2 separate regions of the Homo sapiens genome follow, and region 2 is linked to region 1. A link is a loop called in an ENCODE intact Hi-C map of the cell type or tissue named here. Cell type or tissue: PC-3. All regions are shown on one strand.

Region 1 (8,000 bases):
AAAATTTCCAACTTTTCCTTTCCCATATCCACCCAAAAAAAGGTCAAGAGCTGGGATCCAGCCTGAATTAAGTGGAGTGTGGGTGTAGTTTGTCAGCTGGGTCTTCTGTTTGTGGTTAAGGTCCAGCCCATCAGGTTGAAGGCTTACTGACACATGTGTGGGAATGGGAGGTTCGTCATATGCTTGTCTTAAATTAGTCTGCTGCTTCATTAGATGGACTAAAAAGCTGAGGAAAGAGGATGGGGCTGCAAGGGGAATGGTATCTGGTCCCAGTTCCTCCCCCAAACCAGCCCTGGAACGTTAGTGAGTAACTTCACTTCCCTCTGCGCTTGGCCACCTCTTCGGTAAAATTAAGAGAGTTGGATTCCATTCAAAGTCACATCTCAGTTCAGCCAAGAGACATGCTTTTCTTGGCCCCACAGTGCTTTCAAATTTTTTGAATTAATTGTGAACATTAAACAATTGGAATCATTTACATAAAAATCTAGATTTCCAGCTTCTTTTGAAAAATTGGAAGAGATGTTCTTGCCACATTGGGTCCCATAGGACAACCATGGGCTGGAGTTGAGAGCCATCCACTCTCTTTAGATGGGACATACTCTCCCCAGGTTTCCATTCCTCACCTGGCCAATGTCATTGTTTACTTACCTGCCTGGCCGCTATAGACTATGGGGAAATCTGATCATAGTCCCTTCCAGAAGTCGAAATACCTTTATCCATGGGATCTTAAAACCTGTAAGGCAGGGGCGAAATCTTATAGACTCGGGCTTAGTCAAAATTTTCATGTAAAGATAAGGATGATCAAAGGAAAACTAATAAATGGTAATGTTCTCTCTTAGATACTTGCCTATGTTTTATCTTTAACCTCAAAACATAGAATTCATAATATTTGGCATACTTTCTGTGTATTTTTATATTCTGGCTCACTTTTGGAAGGCGTAGGCAGAGACAAAACAAAAGCCATAAAAGGTTACAAAGAAATTGCGTAGTCAAGAAGAGAAGACACCAGGATAATGTGTTCTCAGAAGGACAGTCTGAAATTACAGAGGAACTACCTGTTCTTCAAAACAAAATTATCTGAAATAAATTCCAAGAAAATATGCCAGGTGGGTGCTAAATCTGATGTTTTTATATAGTCCACATTTAATAAAATTATCTTCTTTGACAGGATGTGAAGTTTTTAGGGAGCTAGGCTATTTATTTAGAAACTTTCATTTGATCAAAAGTCACCAGAAATCACACATAAGTTTAATTTTGTTAACTCTTAAAGCTCTTCAGATAGGACCATAATAAAAATACAGCTGGATGCAAATAAATTAGTGTAATGCAGCCTGACCACTCACAACATTGTTTTATGCATTTTGTTTATTTTTATTGAATATTTGTGAAAACAAAAGTAATATATACATATATAAAATACAGTAGAAAGGTGAGAAATGAGCAGTAAATGTCTCTTCTCCTTTATCTTTTATTATTTATTGTGGTAAAATACATATAAAATTTACCATCTGGACCATTTTTAAGTGTACCATTCAGTAGAGTTAAGTATATTCACGTTGTCATGTTTTCTCTCTTAACCCCAATATTAACCCCAGTTATGTTTTTCTATATTATTTCAGAAAATTATATGCACATTTTTATTATTCATACAAATAAATTTCCTTACATCTTCCAAAGCTTTGACATCACCATAGACCAATCTTTCTTGTTCTTTGCAATGACTACAGAATACTCCATTTTTATAAATAGGCCATAATTTACTTAACCAATTCTTTATTAGTGGATACTTAGACCATCTTGAGATCTCGGCTGCTACTGAAAAGAAAAAAAAATCCTATAGTAAACATATTTGGTCCATACATCTTGACCTATGTACAAGTGTATCTTGTGGGTAAATTCTCAGCAGCCAATAAACTGAAACATTTGTTCGGTTGAAATTTTTCTATCTGAACGTGGATATAGTTCCATAATAACACTTTTTAGATTGGGTAGAATACTCATGATAAACTATAATGACATATGTGATAAATTTCAGTGGTAGCTTGGACCCTGGGATTAGATGACCTACTTCCAAATCTAGGCTTTCACAGACTAGCTGTGGGGCCTTGGAAAACTTGCTTATAACATCACTTGCTTCAACTTCCTCATCTGAAAAATGGGATTAATAATACTACCTGCCTCTAAGGGTTGATGGAAGAATTGCTGAATGAACAATACCTGGCACATAGTAAGCATTATATGCATTAGCTATTATTTTAGATCTCTTAATCATAAAATTTGAGCTTGATATTTTAGACATGATAGCTCATCAGATATTTTCAATTAAAAGTTTTCAAGATCCCAACATTTTATTCTATAATTCTATTCCCAAGGCATCTGTAAAATAGACAAAACCTCACAACATGCAAAAACTAAAAGGCCTTACCTGTACTCAATCAATTCTTGTTTTCTTCTGTTTCTTTAGGAGTACTTTGGATTTCTCTTTCTTTTTTCTTATATTTGGCATGGGAATTGCACTTAATTTTCCTGAACTTACTCTGGGTCAAATGAAAACCTGGGATGACTTTTTGTGAGAACAATTCTTTACCACACCCTAAATGTCTGAAAATCTCCCCCATACTTTGCAAAATAATTTTGACTTTGTTTAGTTACCTATAATGACTCATTTCTTTTCATAATGAGGATACAGCCAAAAGAATCCCTATGATGTCCTTCTCCTCAGTTTCCCTGACTTGGGTGGGTGAGAGAAGAAGGCTGCAGATTTACCAATAGCCCATCTGCTGGGTGGCCACTGGCTACCTGCCTGGATTCTGAAGGTCTTACTTTGTGTCACAGAGCCCAAACCACTCACTCTTTGTTCCAGACTAGTTCTTCCTTGCTTATTTTTAGCCTTACAGAAAGCCTCTCCCATCCCTCTCTATCGCTTTGATTAACGGCCTTTTGTTAGAGCGACAAGGATGATTCAGGTGAAACAACAGAAACACTGGCAAAGAAGAGGTTGGTTGGCAGGAAAGATGGTGGGATGGCATGTGGACAGGTCTTTGTGCAGATGGTTTCTGTCCAGTGTAGTGGCCGTAGCTGAGTGCTGTTGTGTGCACCTGTAATCTCAGCTACTTGGGAGACTGAGGTAGGAGGATCCCTTGAGCCCAGGAGTTCAAGGCCAGCCTGGGCAATATAGTGAGAGGTTGTCTCAAAAAAAAAAAAAAAAAAAAAATCCAAAGGCCTCTTAGCTCCTGCCATTACTTCGTGGCCACAAGGGGTCCCTCTGCCCTAGATTGTCAGGTGATGGCAAAACATACAATCTTGAAGGTCAAAGAAACAATAAGGGATCTTGTAGACTTCCATTTTAAAGCCTCAGATGCAAGCTGACTCGCTGTGAGTAATTACAGTTGGAAAGAAGTTTTGTTGCTGTCGTTTGTTGTTTGTTAGTAACAATGCCTTGAACTGATTTCTGAAAAAGTATATATCCTAGAGCAGTGGCCCTAATGCCCTGAACTGCTCTGACTGAGTCTGACCTCAACTCCAGGCAGAGCCGAGGGATTCATGCTGAAAGCTAACGAAGAACCTAAATATTTTTTGAGCACCAATTATGTTCCAGACTTTGTTCTAGAACCTGAGAAGGCAGTGAACAGAGTGGAGAAAGCACTAGTGTTCAGGGAGCTTACTTAGTGGTGAGAGCAGTTATAGATAGATAAATAGCCAATAGAATTGGTAATGGTAAAGACTAAGAAAAATAAAGTGGGATAAGAAAGGTGAAGAATGACAGCAGTAAGAAAATGAAGTAAAAGACATCATATTGTAAAGAAAGGTTTGAGATGACATAATTTTGTATGTAGAAGATTCTAAAGAATCCACTAAAACACCATTTGAACAAATAAGTGGTTTGACAACGTTGCAAGATACAAGATCAATATACAAAACTCAATATATTTTTATATACTTGCAATGAACAGTATGAAAAAAATAAGAAAATAATTGTATTTATAACAGCATCAAATAGAATAAAATACTTAGGAATAAATTTAACAAAAGAATTGCAAAATATGTACTCCAAAAACTGCATAATATTGTTGAAAGAAATTAACAAAGGGCTAGATAAATAAAAAGATATTCCATGTTCATGAATCAGAAGATTCATTGTTAAGATGGCAACACTCCTTAAACTGATCTACAGACTCAAACCCTATCAGAATCCCAGTTGGCTCCTTTGTCAAAATTTACAAGATAATCCTAAAATGTATATATGGAATTGAAAGGGACCCCCAAATAAATAAAATAATCTTGAAAAACAAGAACAAAGTTGGAAGACTCACACTTTCTGATTTGATTTGATTTGGAGATGGAGTCCCACTCTGTCGCCCAGGCTGGAGTGCAATGGTGCGATCACGGCTCACTGCAACCTCCGCCTCCTGGGATCAAGTGATTTTCCTGCCTTAACCTCCCAAGTAGCTGGGATTTGCATGCACCACCACACACAGTTAATTTTTGTATTTTTAGTAGAGACAGAGTTTCACCATGTTGGCCAGGTCTTGAACTCCTGACCTCAAGTGATCCACCCGCCTTGGCCTCCCAAAGTGCTGGGATTACAGGCGTGAGCTATCATGCCTGGCCTACACTTTCTGATTTTAAAAGTTACTATTAAGCAACAGTAATCAAGATAGTGTGATACTTGCATAGTATAAACTTACAGGTCACCTGGATAGCCATATGCAAGTGAATGGATTTGGATCTTTACCTCTCACTACGTATGAAAATTGACTCAAAATGGATCAAAGGCTTGTATGTGAGAGCCAAAATATAAAACTTTTAGAAGAAAACCCAGGGGTAAATCTTCTTGACCTTGAATTTGGCAATGGATTCCTTGATATAACATTAAAAGCACAAGCAACAAAAGAAAATATACTTAAAATGTTCTTCACTAAAGTGAAAAACTTGTGGGCCTTCAAGAACATCAAGAGAGTGAAAAGACATCCCTAAAGAAGGGAAGAAAATATTTACAAATCATATATCTGATAAGGAACTTAAATCTAGAATATGAAAAGAACTCTTGCAACTGACTAAGAAAAAGACAAATATTCCAATTTAAAATGAGCAACAGATTTGAATAGGCATTTCTTCAAGAAAGATGTACAAATAAACACATGAAAAGAGGTTCAGTATCATTAGCCATTGGGGAAATGCAAATTGAAATCACAATGATATGCCACTTCACTCCCACCAGGATATTTATAATTTAAAAGTCAGATAACAAGAGTTGACTAGGATGTGGAAAAACTGGAAAAAACGTTAAACAGACATTAGTAATCAGACATTACTAGTGTGAATACAAAATGATGAAGCCACTTCGGAAAACAGTTTGGCAGTTCTTCAAGTGTTTAAACCTAGTTACGTTTGGCACAGCAATTCTCCTAGGTATATACCCAAGAGAAATGAAAACATGTCCACACAAAAACTTGTACATAAATATTTACAGCAATATTATCCGTAATAGCCAAAAGAAGGAAACAACCCAAATGTCCATCAATTGATGAATAAACAAAATGTGGTGTATCCACACAATGGAATATTATTAATGCATGAAAAAAATGAAGTACTGATATATGCTACTGTGTGGATGAACCTTGAAAACATTATGCTAAGTGAAAGGAACCAGTCACAAAACGCCATATATTATATGATTTCATGTATATGAGATGTACAGAATAAGCAAATATATGGAGATATAGTGTAGATTAGTGGTAGCTTAGGCCTGAGCTTAAGGCTGGAGTGAATTTGAGAGTAATAGCTATAGGGGACAGGGTTTCTTTCTGAGGGGACAAAAATGTTCTATAATTGATTGTGGTGATGTGTGCACAACTGTGAATATACTAAGATACCATTGAACTGTGTGCTTTTAAAATGGGTGACTTTTATAGTAGATGAATTATATAAATATAAAGCTGTTATAAAAAGAGAGAGAGAGAAAAAAAAGGAAGAAAGAAAGAAAAAAGAGGGAGGGAGGGAGGGAGGGAGAAAGGGAGGAAACATGTCAGGATCAGAATTTGCAGGAAGTACCAGCAGCTTGAAAGAAGAAACAAAGGGGGTGACAAGGGTAGAGAAGAGGGGACTCTTTCAAAGGGGGAATATGCATCTTAAAGGCCTCTTTAATAGGGTGATGTGTATGTCAGTTGAGACTTTCAGGAAGGGAAGAAATGAACCATATGGATATCTGGAGAAAAAGAGTTCTGGGCAGAGCAAAGGCCCCTTGGCAAGCATGTGAGTGGTGCATTTGAAGAGCAGCATGGAGATGTAGGTGGCAGAGGCAGAATGAGTGAGCGAGGCAGGGAGCATGATGTCTAAGGAGCAGGCGGGGGCCGGATAATGTGGGGCTGGCAGAGCCCCATTGGGATGACTTCAGATTTTTACTGAGTAAAATGGAGAGTAATTGCAGGGGTTTGAGCAGATAACATGCCCCGATTTCCCATTTACAAAGACCAAAATATACTGCAGTGTGGCAAATAGGCTGTGAGGGATGGAGTGTGAGGGAAGTGGTAAAGCCAGGGAGGATGCCATTGGCACAGTTCAGGTGAGATGGCTTTCTGTCTCTATGCTGTGCTTTAGTTTCTCTCTTATAATTAAGGAGACAATAGAAATAGAAATTTAGTAGAAACAGAACCTACAGTCTGAAAATAGCACACACCACTTAAAAGCAAAATTTCCTGGAAAAGTGTGGACAAATGGCCATCATCCACAGTGCATAAAAATGTTTGCTTCCAATTTAACACTCTGCATGATGTTAATTAATGGCATAAGTACGTGTTTGATGTCTTTCTCCCACGTTAGGCTGAAAGCTTCACAATGGTCTGAACCATGTCCATTGTGTTCTGGAACATTGTGCTAAATCCCTGGTGTCTAGAACAGGGTCTGACACAAAATACATCCTCAAAAAAACCCAAAACAAAACTCATTGAATGAATCAATTAACGAGCCGTTGTCAATCATCTTGTCCCTAGTTATTTCAATGTGTGCTGAAGGCAGTAGGTGACCACCAAGCATCTGTGTCCTCCTCTATATTTCCCAGCCTTCCTTGCAGTTAGCTATGGCCATGTGACTGTTGCTGGCCAGCAAAAAGTGAACAGAAACAAGTACTAAGATGGTAGCTGGAGTGTATTCTGCATCATTCGATTCTCTTGTGAGATGGTCTTGCAGGCTACAGATTCTAGATGGCAGAGCCTACAAGATGGAGTAGGACAACCTGACCTATGTAAGATTTAACAAGAGTTAGAAACAAATGTTTTTTCAGTTTGGCCAATGAGATTTTTCTTTTGTGGCAGTAAATACTATTGCTTTAACATATTATGTTTTTTCCCCCCATTTTCCGAGTACAAGCCTTTGTAGTATACTCCAAACTGCTGGATTATTTTGGATAATGACAGTTGGAAATTGCCTGCTGCTTCTCAAGTTTAATTTTCCTTTCCACTGTCTCCTTCTTACAGGGCAAGACGTTAATGCTTTTCAAATATTCTCATCACATTTGAAATCACGACAGTAGCAGAGTGGCATATTTCATAATTTCTATAAGGCACTCAGTGTAGTTGGACCCAAGGCCCTGGTGATAATAATGGAAGCAACCTAGTCCAGTTCTAAAAAATAGGGCTGGACATCCTCTCATAATTTTTCCAACAATTGGAGGTGAAAGTGTGAAGTCTTCATTCAGCTGGGAAAGGGGTTGGCAGATGTTTGGAAGAGATGAGCATTGGCTGAGCTCCATTGTAAATGTTCTCGACTTGATTTGTTCACTTCATCTCTTTATTCTGCCCACTCAACTCCATTCTCAATTTCTTGTTACCCAGAAAGTAGTCTGTGGGATCTAGTTATTAGGATAACTAATGTTTTATGTTTTATTTTTAACACTAAGCCAGCAAATCCACTATTTTTACCTATTATATCTGGAATAAAAGAACACAATTATAAGTTCAATAAAAATAGTTTATTTTAGTAAGAGAAGGAACATGCAGACA
Region 2 (8,000 bases), 69 kb after region 1:
TGCTTTTTGATTGTAACTATTGTGACGGTTATGTAATGGTACTTCACTGTGGCTTTTTGGCTGAATTTCTCTCATGGCTAATGATGTTGAACATCTTTTCATATGTTTCTTGGCCATTTGGATATTCTCTTTTGTGAAAATGCTTGTTCAAGTCTTTTGCCCATTTAAAAAGTCAGGTTGTTTTTATTTTNAAAAAAATGGTATGTAGGACTTAATTTACATTTTCTGAATATGTCTTTTGTGATATATATATATATTCAAGTTGTTTATATGGTTTAATGTTTATTATTGAAGAAAATAAAGGATATCGCTTAGATTTTTATTTCTATCAATCCGTGCTAATAGCTTATATTAAATGCCAATGTAATTATTCAGATGATATATATGTTTTGTGATATATCACAAAAGACATTTTCAACATATATAGATATGTTGAAACACGTATCTATATAGATATAGATATATGTTGAAACATGTATCTATATCGATATAGATATATGTTGAAACATGTATCTATATCGATATAGATATATGTTGAAAATGTCTTCTAGTATGTGACTTGCTTTTTCACTGTCTTAAAGGGTATATTTTAATGAAAATTCTTAATTTTAGAGAAGTTCAGTGTATCAGTATTTTTCTTTATGGTTATTATTTTTGAGTCCTGTTTCAGAAATGTTTACTTAGCCTAATTCTATGAAGATAGTCATTTATTTAACCACTGGAGTCTTATTGTTCTATTTTTCATGTTTAGATCTGGATTTCATTTTGTGTGTGTGGTGTGAGGTAGGGTTAAAGATTTTCTTTCCATATAAATATCCAATTAATTCAGCACCATTTATTTGAAAATAGAATCTCTTTCCCACTGCACTGCATTGGTCTTCGATCCTAGATCAAGTGGCCATTTATGTATGGGTCTGTTTTTGGAGTCTATTTTGTTACATACACATAAAGTCCTTATATACTTACCACACTGTCTTTCTGGCTAGGTATATACCTAACAGGAGTTACTCCATATGTATATTGAAAGACATTTCCAAGAGTCCTTAAAGCAGCATTAATTCTAACAGTCCCAAATTGAAAGCAACAACTCAAATGCCTATCTTATAAAATAGCGTATCATACAGTGGAATCCTATGAGGAAAAGGAAGAAAGAACAGAAACAGCAGATGACTGCCCTATGCACTGCTTGAGTCTCCCAAGCATAATGCTAAGGGAAATAAACCAGCCACAAAAGAATACATATTTTTGATTATAATTATATAAAGTTCAAAAGCAGCTAAACTAATTTGGAGTGGTAGAAGTTATAATAGTGGTTACACTTGGGGATAATAATTGAGGGAGGAAGCAAGGGTCCTACTGGGTGCCAGTGATGTTTGGTTTCTGCATCTGGTTGGTGATTCCAAATGTGGGTTTACTTTGTAAAAATCCATTAGGTTTTACACTTAGGATTTTTTTTCTGGAAGTCTATCATACTGCAACAAATTAAGTTTATTCAAACAATTAAATTGTGAACATTAATCAAACTCAGATACCAATTGGTTACTTCCTCCTGCACTATTTAGGGCCGTGCCTTTTACAGTTTTTTGCTGTCTGTGGATCAGCATGTGAAACATTTCTGCTGCTGTGGACACTTGTACGTGGTGAGACCTGCTAAAGCCCTGCACTAGTTGATGGCCTGGAGAGGGGGTGGGTGGAGAGAGGGGCAGCTTGCTGGAAGAGCCTGAGGACTGGATCTTCCTTGGAATATACTGAAAGCACAAAAGGAGCTGGGCCTGGGTGGAAAGTTGACACATTAGTGAAGAGTGTGTTGGTCACTGCAGTCATCTTACACTGCAGTCGTGATTGCTTGGAGTTTTTATGATTTGTTTAGTGTAGTTTTGAGCTTCAGGTGCACTCGAAAGTTTTAATATTTGAAAATGTGCTGCTCATAATAAAACTTTGAGAACCACTCGTTTGTGGAGCACCTGCTCTTCACATAACAGTTTTCTAGATAGAGCTTTTTGGTCTCAAAAGCAGTTAACAGAGCAAAACCAGTTATCCAGATATACGGACAAAATGGAGAGTTGTTTGATCACTGCTAAGTAATAGCATACCTAGGATCTCAGGTGGTCGGTCAACAGAGAGTTTTAGCTCTACTGAACACTTATTCTGCCTAATCTAAATATTCTTTTGGGTAGGAAAGGACGAAGGGGAAATAATCTTCAGATGGGTCATTTTAAGACACATTGGAATTACCTGGATTCTAAAACATACTAATGTGAAGACCCCACCTGGCTGCAATTGAATCAGAACCTCTGGGGGTTTCCTAAAGTGCCCTGGGAGATTTTAAAGTATAGCCAGGGTTAACAACAGCTGTGAAACCTTTCTTATATGTTGGGTTCTCGACTTCCCTGTGTAGCTCTGTTAGATATGAGAGAACAAACAGCTCCCGGAATCCTGCAGATGATAGTTGGTGAGCATGTGGCTGGTGGGGTGTAGGGGGCAGGATTAAACCTTAACTTGCCGCGGTGGAGTTTTTCTTTAAGGGAGTCGAGCTGCCCTTTTTTGGAGGGGATATAAAATGTCAATGAAGGGGAATAATTCCTTAGTAAAATTTGGAGAAATAGATTTTATATGTGAAAATGACAGTCTGCCCTATGTGTCTTTTTTTGATCTAGGTAAAGGTAAAAATTATGTCAATTAAAAAAAAAAAAGGCCCTGGGTTGGTTATTTGGAGCCTTAATCCCCCTTGATTAATCATTACTGTGCAGCTCCTAGTCCCTGTAGTTCCTGGCGAGTCCCTGGGCTCTTGTCCATCCCTCACAAGAGAAACTATATAGGTGTACCCATGGCATTCTGCAGCATGAAGGAGGAGCCTCCCTAGGAAAAATTGTCTTTAGAAAGAATTAGTTTGGCAGAGGCACTAGCACTATTTCTAGAGAGAGGTGATTGGATGTTTCACTTTGCTAAATGAGTGTAGTAAAAACGCTGTTTACTCACAGAAGATTATAAATCGGCACTTGCCAGACAGGTGTCTGTTTGTAAGGGTGATTTATGCGGGGAGGATGTGAACCATCTGGTGATGCTCCAGTGCTCCGCCCGAGGGTGGGCTGACATCTGGGTTGGCACGTCATGACCTTTGCGTGAATGTGTACTTTCTGAATGCTAGAGCATTTTCCTCTTGCCATGCTGACCTTCGCGGTAAAGAGGAATGAACATTGAACTCCTGAGGCATCTATAAAACATATTTTATTGGCTGCAAAGCAGTAACATGAAGATTTCAGTCGTTACTTGTTTGTAACCTTAGTTATGCAGTGTGTACTCATTTTCTCCTCAACTGGACTGCACAAATTATTAGAGGTTGTCATTCCCATTTATTTTTTTAGGTCATTTTTTTTTTCTCTTCCACATTGACAAGGATGAGTCTTCTAGCCAAGAAGCTTGTGCCCCTCACTTGTCTTGAGTAGGCACCAAGGAAGAGTAGTGACCTGAGGGGAAGGCCAAGTCCTTGGAGACCCCTGTTTAGAGGCCGGAGAGGCACCAACAGTTTGGCAGCAGCAAAGTTTTCTCAAGCTGTCCCTATCTTGATTGTGACACAATTGTTAACACATATACCTTTGACAGGCAGTTTTATTTACGTATTCTAAATGGGAGGTGTAGTAGAAATGAACTTTAATATTCTTTGGGGAGAGAAAATCTACAGCCTTTTTTTTTTGGAACATTCAGTACTCAGTAATATTTACCAAGTGAAGAATAAGAGAGGTTTCCTTTCCTACAGCATAATTAGCCAGATCTTACCCATCTTCATTGTTAGGAAAAAAAGTATTGTTGAAAAAGATTTTAAAATAGTTAAATAGCCCTTTTGTCCTAAGGAATAGCTGCCGGGTATGAATGCTACCCGGAGGGGTCTGGAAGCAAGAGAGTGAAATAGTGCGAGAGAAACAGGCACATAGCCACATAGCAAGCGTTCTACTGGGCTCCTTACTGGGAAGTTGGTGAGATGTGTGGCCTCTGTGGCAGTGGCCCTGACCTGTCCTCATCATTACTGGTTGCCAGACAGTAAAGTAAGACAAGGTGGAGGATGGCTTAGAAGATACCACCAAAATAACAGGGCTTGATAAAGCTGTCCCCAGATACAGTTTGGCAACTCTCAGGGCCGTCATTCCTGGGAACAACAGGGACCACGGGATCTATTAGTTATGTTCCAAAATGGCACTTAAAACCTTTCCACACCAGGTCACACATGGAAAATGATATAATTGTCTAGATAACATGAGGAGATTGCTTGGGGCCAGAGGCCCCAGCCAGCTGTGGCAGGGGTTGGAGGGTGGAGGGGGAGGGGGTTGCGGGGACCCACGCCTTGGCAGGCCATTTGGCAGTAATACTTGGCAGTAACCATTAGTGCTGTGCTGGGGCGTGTTTGTCAGGAGGTTGTGCTTCAAAAGGTGGTAGAGAGAAGAATGGAGGAACAAGGAAAGGTACAGTAAGCTGCAGAGTGCTGTGTATCTGTCACTATCGAGGGGATGCCCTTTGCACCATGATTCTCACTTTAGTGGTGAGTTGAATCTTGGCCTCAAGGCATGTCATGGAGCTGTGGCCACTGTGGAAACAACACCAGCAGACAGCTTAGCCTGTATATGGATGGAGCGTCTCAGCAGGGAGAGGAACAGTTGAGCATCTACCTTCACAAGAGGGCTGCTTTTCTACATAGAGAGGACTGTTAGTCCAGCCTTAGGCTTTTCTGCTGTATCTAAACAGAGCAGCCCATTGGGGTCATGTTTGAAAACAGCAACAACAGAGTATCAAGTAGGTACAGAGGCTGAATTCCCTGAATTTCTGTGCAGAAGTTCACACCAGAGACCTGGACACTAGTTGGGGAGCTGGCCTGTGGAGACCAAGAGCTGCAACTTGAGAGTCATGAGTTCTGATTCGGGTCTGCACCTCTGCTTGGTTGAAGTGTTAAATGTGTCCAGAAGACTGTGTTTTCTCCTCTTTTTTCTGTAAAAAGTGCGTGAAATCTTGTCTGCTTGATTTCTTGTATGTCTTTTCGGGACCAGGGCAAGTACTTTTCGCATGACTGACATGGTAAGTAAAACCTGTATGGATCTTGGGAAGAGCTCTTGGTCTGAATGATTCAGTTTTTGCTATTTTGCTGTTGATTTGATTATTTATGTGAGAAAGATCTGTGCTGTTCCTGAAAATTTGCTAATAAATCCATTAAAATATCCCCCCCGCCGCCCCCCGTCAAAACACCCTAACAAGAAACTATCCTATTTTAGAGGGCACGTTTACTTTTTCCCATCTCTTATTTGAAATGTTCTTTTCAACATTCCCTGCTTTGCTTTTTTGAATATCATGTTTTAGTTTTTTATTTTTATTTTGGTTCACTGTGGCTTTGGTTTAATTACCCTTTTAAATGGAAACATGTAACTGCAGGCCCAGTCCATCATTTGTATTAGTTTTCAGCACTCTGAACTTGGGTGGGTTGGGCACGATTGTTTTAGTTGCTACCTGGATAAGACTGTTGAGATCTTAATCTCAGAGTCTTGAAGAATTCTGTTACTGAGGTAGCAGTGACTGTTTACTAAAGAAAATAACCTTCATTTTTTCTTCTTGACAGAGGTAAAAATTCAGAGAAGAATTTAAGAAGTCAGGGCAATAAGATTAATTTAAACAGTTATTTCTGTGTGTTTAGTATTGTCACTAGACTTAAAAAGACAATAAAAATTTTAACTGATAAAATTACAAATCATCCTTGTTTTCCTCATAGAGCATATCAAATTCAGAAGAAAGAAGCTATAAACTTTATATCTAGCATGCATTTTGACTTTTAAGAAAATCAGTTAAACTCTGTATCTCACCGTATTCTCTCTACAGTATATTGAAATAAAGCTATATGTTGATTTGCTCATTTCATTAGGATTATTATCCTGATGTTTTAAAAGGTTTTTAAAGCTCCTGAAGCAAGATGTTATAAAAATGCAAAAAACTTCATAACCAAAAAAGTCTGGGAAAGTTAGTTTGTATGCTAATAACACCTCATATTTGCATAGCTCTTTCATCCCTGCAAGACCACCTTTAACATCAGCTTAGTGGGCTCTCACAATGCTCCCGTTCGGTGGACATCATCAGTGGCCTCCATTTTGCAGGTGAAAAAGTTGAGGCCCATGTAAAATACACGTGGTCACACTAGACTTTGGCAAGGTTGGGCTTTGGACTCAGATCTGCTGGTTACTCTCCATGCCACTTGGGTACCTTCTCACATTTTATACGTGTAAATTGGGAAGGTAGCAATTCATTTCTCTCTCACTTCAAAAATGGAAACTCAGTATCATCAAAAGATAATCTTGGAGTGGCACTGTTTGAGGTGGTGAATTGTTTGCTAGTTGAGAAACCAAAGAGTTGTTTTTCTTCTGTGAAAGGAACTGAAGTTTAACGCCTTGATTGTGTGTTGCTGGCCCACTGTTACTTAGAAAAATTAACTGCTCCACTGCTTATTTTGATAAGGCAGAGCAGCTGTTTGTCCTTGAAGTTTCAAAAAATTATATTTATGCACTAAATTTATTTGGCAAGTCAGACCTGTTTGTTCCAATAAAGCAACAGTATCTCCCCTGGCCATTCTGGAAGCCACCTGTTGCTTTCAAGAGTTACATGGAAGGGGCTGCTCCTGAGATATTAAAGACTCTTCAGAATGTGGGGGCCACATACTGGAGCCATGTGACCCAGTGGGGAGCTGGTGCTGATGAGGTCAAGGTCTCAGGCTGTCCTCCTTTGTGTAGGGAGCTTTGCAGAGAGCAGGACTCCACTCCATAGTCCAAGTCTGCATCCTCGACTTGGGCAGTGCCCACACAAATGGGCAACTGTTGGCAAGGGCATCTATGTATGTCCATCCTGTCACCACCCCCTCACCGTCCTTAGCATATAGTCTTACCACTTGTGTCTTAGAGAAACCCTTTAGCCTTTGTCTTGAGACCTGTACACTGGTCCTCCTCTGTTAATTAACAGGCAGGGAGCTGCCTCTCCTCCAGTTGTCCCTGTACTCTGGATCGCATCCTCTCCCTCCTGTGTCTTTAACTTCTCTGTCTGTGCCGTGTTTCCCCCATCAGCCTGTAAGCATTCTCACGTTCTAAAAAACAAGAAAGGTAGCAGTAGCCTCTCTCTAGCCTTCTCAGCTCTCTCTTCAGCTACCTCCTAAACTCTCTTCTCCCTGTTTTCAGCTGTATCTAAAGAGTGTCTGTGATCTCTTTCTGCATTTGCTTTCCTTCCATTCACCCCTCCACCCTGCCCCGCTTGTGAAGATCATCAGGGCTGTCTGTGCCACACAGTGAATAGGTCTCCTTCTCTCATTCCATGCCTCATTCTGGACAACTTGTTCCATAGCCATAGCTGCAGTTACCCATGGATTCACTGGTGACTCTCACATTGATGTTTCCAGCTCAGATTTGCCCTCTGAGCCCAGACACTGCTGTCTGCTCTGCATCCCCTCTAGCATGCCCCCAGCCATCTCACTACAATGTATTCACATCCAACCTTCCCTGTCTTATCCTGCCCCCTCCTCCTATCTGGTCCTTTTCTGAAGTTATTTAGTTTGGCAGATGACACCACTATCCATTCTCCTTTATGGCCATTGAATCGGACTGGATGAAAGAGAGAGTATTTTTTTTAAGGAGTTGGCAAGGTTAAGAAATTACAGCAAGGTCTTCTTTCATAAGAGAGTGCATTTACCTTTTTGAAGAGAAATGATCAGTTCTGATAGGGGCTGCTATTAAAATTAAACAATTGCGTGATTTCCATGCATTTACCTTTTTCTAAGAGAAATGATCAGTTCTGATACATGCTGCTATTAAAATTAAACAAGTGCATGATTTCTATAGCAAGAACATGGGCTGAACTGAATTAAAGTGATTTAACTCTTAAGTGTAACTTTCTCTCTAAAATGCTTTGGGGCCAGGCACGGTGGCTCATGCCTGTAATCCCAGCACTTTAGGATGCCAAGGCAGGTAGATCACTGAAGGTCAGGG

Evidence for each region. A loop is a pair of places that touch in the nucleus more often than their neighbours do. Peaks named below come from ENCODE experiments on the same cell type or tissue, not always from the same donor. Only the 100,000 strongest peaks of a DNase experiment are listed, where the experiment ranks them.
Region 2: a loop joins it to region 1, with 8 times the contacts of the local background. A loop is called at or near these places in 13 of 110 quality-filtered maps.

The regions. Positions count from the first base shown.
Region 1 is chr3:16,825,707-16,833,706 of GRCh38, forward strand. No RefSeq gene overlaps it. Among named protein-coding and RNA genes, the nearest start is that of PLCL2, 55 kb to the right of the region's middle. In PC-3, a CTCF peak has its summit at 3,255 (motif pointing right); a DNase peak (open chromatin) is centred at 3,335; H3K27ac peaks cover 469 bases.
Region 2 is chr3:16,894,621-16,902,620 of GRCh38, forward strand. The region is part of intron 1 of PLCL2 (phospholipase C like 2); the gene reads left to right. Among named protein-coding and RNA genes, the nearest start is that of PLCL2, 14 kb to the left of the region's middle. In PC-3, no CTCF peak of the experiment used is centred here; a DNase peak (open chromatin) is centred at 3,111; H3K4me3 peaks cover 1,343 bases; H3K27ac peaks cover 1,663 bases.